Linked DNA regions of Mus musculus: region 2 is linked to region 1. The links are chromatin loops, found by intact Hi-C in ENCODE. Cell type or tissue: left cerebral cortex. All regions are shown on one strand. Links, peaks and the distances in the headings refer to the core of each region. The heading gives the core; the rest is flanking DNA.

Region 1 (2,923 bases), core at 287-2,786:
TCCCGACAATGTATTATGCTTTAACATATTCCCTGACATTTGCTGGTTGGTACACAGTTAGTGAATCCAAGTGTTCTGGTTTCATTTCTCTTAACGGTGATAAAACACTTTGCCCTAAAGCAACTTAATGAGAGAGATAAGTTATTCAGCTTAGGTATAGCTCACAATTCCAAGGTATAGCCCACAATCTTAAAGTTAAACAGGAGCTTAAAGGATTAATACCCAGGACCAAGAGAAGAGAGAGAATAGAAATATTAATCCTTGCTTGCTTGCTTTCATCCAGCTTTCTTCTGTGCTCTTCTGCTGGGTCAAATCTGCCACTTGCAATGGTCTGTGTGAATCAAGCCAGTGCTTAACAGACATTCTTGTTGGACAACCTGATCTAGATAGTTCTACACTTGAGGCTGTCTTCTCTGGTGATTCTAGCTCAGTTGGTAATTAAACTCCCAACACAACACAAGCTAATATTAAACCCCAAAAGGGAAGGAAGCAGATGAAAAATGGTGAATCCTGTATTATGGAAGAATGGGCAGCAAATCCCTCTTATATTTTATTATCCTTCTTTCCCAGGGTATAATCCCTTTCTTTCAGTGATTTTGAGTTATGGTTTTATAAAAATTGCATATGGAATATGTCTCTTAACATAATATAATGAAATAAGTGATAGTAATTTAAACTAAAATATAAGAATAATAATGGGTAATTAATATTTTAGAAGTCTTGTGTGCTAGAGGCTGCTCCAAATACCTTATTCATATTGGTTTCTTAATCCTCTGAATGAGTTCATGCAACATTTAAGGTGCAGACAGGTTAAATAAATTGTCCATTTTCTGTGGCACAGCTGTGATTTGCCATCTGACTTCAGTGTGAGTTCTAAATTACATTTGTGTGTGTGTGTGTGTGTGTGTGTGTGTGTGTGTGTGTGTGCATCTAACAACAGAAGAGACAGCCATAGCGATTCTTAAGAAGGATCTATTGGAATATGACTAAAAATGGGTTGCATACTTGATCACTTCTTTCAATAAAGAAACTGGCACTTTATAATTTCCACTGTTACCCTTTGGAGATGACAGATTGAAGTGAAAATTTCTTGTTTCTTTGGATGCTTGTTGTGTTATGTGATTTTTTTTTCTAGAATCTGTCTTATAAGAAGATGTTTTGCCTAAGCAGACACATGTTTCAGTGAGGAGAGACATGTGAAGTTTTTCTGGAAGCAGCCTGGAAAAAAGAGCATGTGATGTTTTGCTAGAGTGGAAGCTTGAGGGAACCTGAGAACCCGTGATGTTTAGGAAAGGTATAAATATAACTCAACAGACAGTGATGGGGCTCTGGCATAGCTTTGCCTTGACATTCTTTGCTAGGTATCTTTGGTGTGACTTCATAGTGAGAAATGAGCCAAAGAACTTCTGGTTCTGTTCTGGCAGCTTCTTGCCACTTCTGCAGACTTGGCCCTATTGACAGAACCTCAAGGTTTCTTCGGGTACAAACTACCATTAATGACTGGTGAATGAGGATTATGAGAGGATCTAGCTGCCGAACTACAGATATCCTGACAATGCAGTTTGGATTCATGCTAAAGTACTATTTCTAACTATGTTCACATCCTCCTTTGTCCTATTAACCTTTTCTTTCCACTCCTGGTGGGTGATGGGCTAGAAGGGAGGTTAAGGCATTTAAGAACCCTCAATAAAAGTAGGGATTGAGAAATCTAAGCCTACAACAAATGAGTTAAGGCTTGAGGTATGATGGAACTGATCAGTGTGGTAGGGAATTCTTTTAAACACTGTGTACATTACCCAGGAGTCACAGCTAGAGAGGAAGTAAGATGGGGACAGAATTGTCACCTGAATTTGAGATTTGTGCTCTTCACACTGCTTTGTCCAACAGAGACATCCTGAAAGTGTCTAGAAAAAGATCCTTTATGGATTTTACTTCAATAAAATAACACACTTAGAAAGAAAAATACTCTTCCTTCTTCTTTCTCTTGTGCCTATAGCAAGTCATGGGTCAACTTTAAATCCATGTGATCTTTCAAAATAGATATACAAAGGGCTACTGCCAATAAATGGGGGAAAACATATTTAGCAAACAAGGTAGAAGGGAATTGGTAGCTGTTTTTGGCCTTGGCATTTGAAGAAACTGGCCAGGTCAGAAGAAAAAATAAGAAAGCAGATATTCAAGACAGATTAAAACAGCATGAACAAAACAGAGTGCGAAAGTGCAAGACAATTGACTTGTTCTCTGTCGATGGGTTTCAGGAAGTGTGAAGTGATGACTGGGAGGAAGCCCACAACACTGGCCTGGAGAGATGCAGAGGCCTTTGTTAGCTTTAATAAGTCAAATGCAGAAGGCAATAGAGAGCTATCCTAAGACATTACACAACAGAATGGTGTGATCAATTTATTTCACATATTTACTGAATTTCTATCGTATACAAAATTCTGTCATCTAGCCACAGGACTGCAGGCATACAGGGAATTATTTGTTGTGAGGGAAGAAGCAGCCACACAAGTACACCAGACACTGAGATGGTTTCTATGATCAAAAAGAAAAGTTTTAAAAGATTGTATAATGTGCCCTTACGGTTAGTCTTAGAATCAATTAACGTGGAGAAGAAATTGTGGGGTCAGTAAGATGATTTCTTTTTCTTTTTTTTTATTAGATATTTTCTTTGTTTACATTTCAAATGTTATCCCCTTTCCTAGTTTCCTCTCCAAAAATCCCCTATCCCCTCTCCCTTCTGCCTGCTCCCTAACCCACCCACTCCTACTTCCTGGCCCTAGCCAGGAACTACTATTACTTCCTGGGGCATAGAATCTTTGCAAGACCAAGGGCCTCTCCTCCCATTGATGGCCTACTAGGCCATCCTCTGCTACATATGCTGCTAGAAACAGAAGTCCCACCATGTGTTTTCTTTGATGGG
Region 2 (2,923 bases), core at 128-2,627, 410 kb after region 1:
AAAAGCACCTTGGAGATAAGAACAAAGAGAAAATTCTGAGAAAATCCTGAAAGTGGTTTCCTTCTAATGAAAAGAATGAAGCATGAGGCAGGATTTTTTTTTTTTTTATCAAAGATGGCAGAATGAGATTTCAGTGTTTATAGACACAATGACACTTTAACACAGAAAATAAAAATAATAACTCAATGAGAAATGCAAAGAAGAAACAAGTAAGGAGACTTATCTTTTGCTATTTAATTAAAATTATAACACTTGCCCCTCCCTTTCTTTCCTCTTACCCCTCACATGCCAGGTTTCCCCAAATTTTTCTGCTTCTTCTAATAATTATTGTCATAAATATTATATATAATATAAATATGCAATATGTTATGAAAATGTATAAATAAAACATACTGACCTTCTTTATTGTTGTCTGCATATATAGCTTTCAAGGGCTGACTACTTGGATTTGGATAGTCAATTGAGTATCGTCTTAGGATAAAACAAATTCTCTTTCTTTCTCTCACTCTCTTAGCAGTTGTTAATTGCTAACGCTTGCAATTCTTTGCCTAGGCATGTGGCTTGTGAGATTTTCCCTATCTAACTTGGGATGTTGGAATACCAAGTGAACTTGGAATTGTTTATGTCATTTTAAACAGCCATATTTTTGAGATTCAATGGTATACAATTCCTATCATAACTAGAAAACGAAATGTTGTATATCAGTGAGCCAGGTCTCAGGAAGCAAATGCACTGCTAAGCTTCTATGTTTAGCACAAAGACATGAGTTCAGATTTCTAGCACCCACATACAAAGTCAGATGTGGTGGCATATTCCCAGAGATAAATAAGCAAAGACAGGTTTATACTGGGTTATCATTCACCAAACAGTCTATCTAAATCAGGGATTTCTCTTTGTGGGAAATCCTGTCTCAAAAATTAAGACAGAAAAAAAATGAAAGCCACCTGATATTAATCTCTGGCCATTATGTACACACATATATGCATACATTGCCACAAATGTGTGTGCACACTTGTATAAATATGTTTAGTCATGTATCCTGTACATGCACATAAAATAATAAATTAATAAAAAATCAAGCAAGAAAAAACAAAAGAGAGAAAGCAAAAAAGGAAGGGAGGAAGAGAGAAAGAAAGGAAGGAAGGAAGGAAGAAAGAAAGAAAGAAAGAAAGGAAGGAAGGAAGGAAGGAAGGAAGGAAGGAAGAAGGAAGGAAGGAAGGAAGGAAGGAAGGAAGGAAGGAAGGAAGGAAGGAAGGGAGGGAGGGAGGGAGGAAAAAGAAAAGAGAAGAGAAAAAAGAAAAGAAAAGAAAAGAAAAGAAAAGAAAAGAAAAGAAAAGAAAAGAAAAGAAAAGAAACAAGACAAGACAAGACAAGACAAGACAAGACAAGACAAGACAAGACAAGACAAGACAAGACAACCAACTTTTGGATGACCAGTTTCTCTCCTGGGTATCATCTATTGCTTCTTGATGACATTCTCGGTAGGTGTAGGCGTCTGTTCTTACAGTTGGCTAATGCTTAATTTAAGCTCACTTTTCAATGGTAGAGATAATCACCCACCTACACAATTCTAAATACAGCTTGCTTTCTTGAGCTGTCCCCTTTAGGTAACTAAGGTAACAGTGGCTGTGACCACTCTCCCACATCCTTTTCTCTTTAAGAGTCAAATGACTCATAATAAAAGCAAGGCCAAGCAATGTGATGCTTGTGTGAAAATGGGTTTCCACTTTCCTGTGTATCCTGAGAGACTTACTGACAACTTTGCACATGACAGTATCCTCTGCTCACGGTCTCTTACAGACCCTACACCAACCATGAGCTATGGAAAACAGCAACAACAAAAACAAACAAACAAACAAAGCCAACATGGCTTGGAATTCATCTTGAATAGGCATTGGAGCAATGCCTGCTGGTGACCTGAAGTTAGCTAATTCTCTCAGTAGATGGCACAGTCGTTTTTCCATTGCACACCCTAATTACCACATTTATATCATCACACTTGGCAACTTGAACTGGAAGACATTTTAAACAGATTTTCTTTTATGCCTTATTTTGGTCTATGGGACCTAGAATCTACTGAATGCAGAATCCTCTGGAGGATAATCTCAGAAACTCCATCTCACACCTGTGAGAACGTCTATGACAGATACCTTGACTCTATTATTGAGTGGGAAGACTGATCTTGTCTGGGGTCATTCTTTGGGTTTGGGTCCTAGCCTGTCTGAAGAAGACAGAGAGAGCTGAGTACACGAATCAGTCACAAGAATCAGTCTACCTCCTCTTTACTGAGGATACTGAACTTTTCTCATTGTTTGGTTTTGTTTCCTTTTTTTTTTTTTTTTTTTTTTTTTTTGATTTTGGCTTAGATTTTGTTTTGATTTATTGTTTTCTTTGTTTGTTTGTTTTGCTTTGTTTTGTTTGGTTTGAGAATTGCTGGCTGTCTTGTAAATTCCTCTGTGGACCAGGCTGGCCTGAAACTCACAGAGATCTACCTGTCTTTAGCTTCTGTCCAATTTCAGGAATTAAAAGCTTATGTCAGCACCCCTGCCTACCTATTCCCATTATGATGGGTGAAACTTTGAATTGTGATTTAAAAAACTAATAAAAATAACAGCATCCTTTGCCTTGAGTTGATTTTGTCAGGGTGTTTTAAAATAGCAAAAGAGGAGTAAGCCATACAGATACTACTAATAGAAAACCTAGAAGTTTCCTGAAGGGGTCTTTGTCATCTTCACAGTCTTATTAGGTCTCAATTTCTTTTTCTTTACTTTTTATTCTTTTACAAAAAGACTCTTTACTGGTCCTTTGTGAATTTCATATCGTCTACCTCAGTGTCACTTATCTCCTGGTCTTCTCATACCTGCTCTTGCAATATCCCCTTCCCCAACAGAGAAAAAAATCATCTTGCAAGCTGTAGTGGGTC

Evidence for each region. Hi-C counts contacts between places; a loop is a spot of excess contacts. Peaks named below come from ENCODE experiments on the same cell type or tissue, not always from the same donor. Only the 100,000 strongest peaks of a DNase experiment are listed, where the experiment ranks them.
Region 2: it touches region 1 in a loop (2.0-fold over the local background); 2 of 42 quality-filtered maps call a loop at or near these places.

What each region holds. Positions count from the first base shown.
Region 1 is chr14:114,542,541-114,545,463 of GRCm38, reverse strand. No RefSeq gene overlaps it. Among named protein-coding and RNA genes, the nearest start is that of 4930524C18Rik, 290 kb to the left of the region's middle. In left cerebral cortex, for the core only: no CTCF peak of the experiment used is centred there; a DNase peak (open chromatin) is centred at 1,295.
Region 2 is chr14:114,135,271-114,138,193 of GRCm38, reverse strand. No RefSeq gene overlaps it. Among named protein-coding and RNA genes, the nearest start is that of 4930524C18Rik, 700 kb to the left of the region's middle. In left cerebral cortex, for the core only: no CTCF peak of the experiment used is centred there; a DNase peak (open chromatin) is centred at 1,638.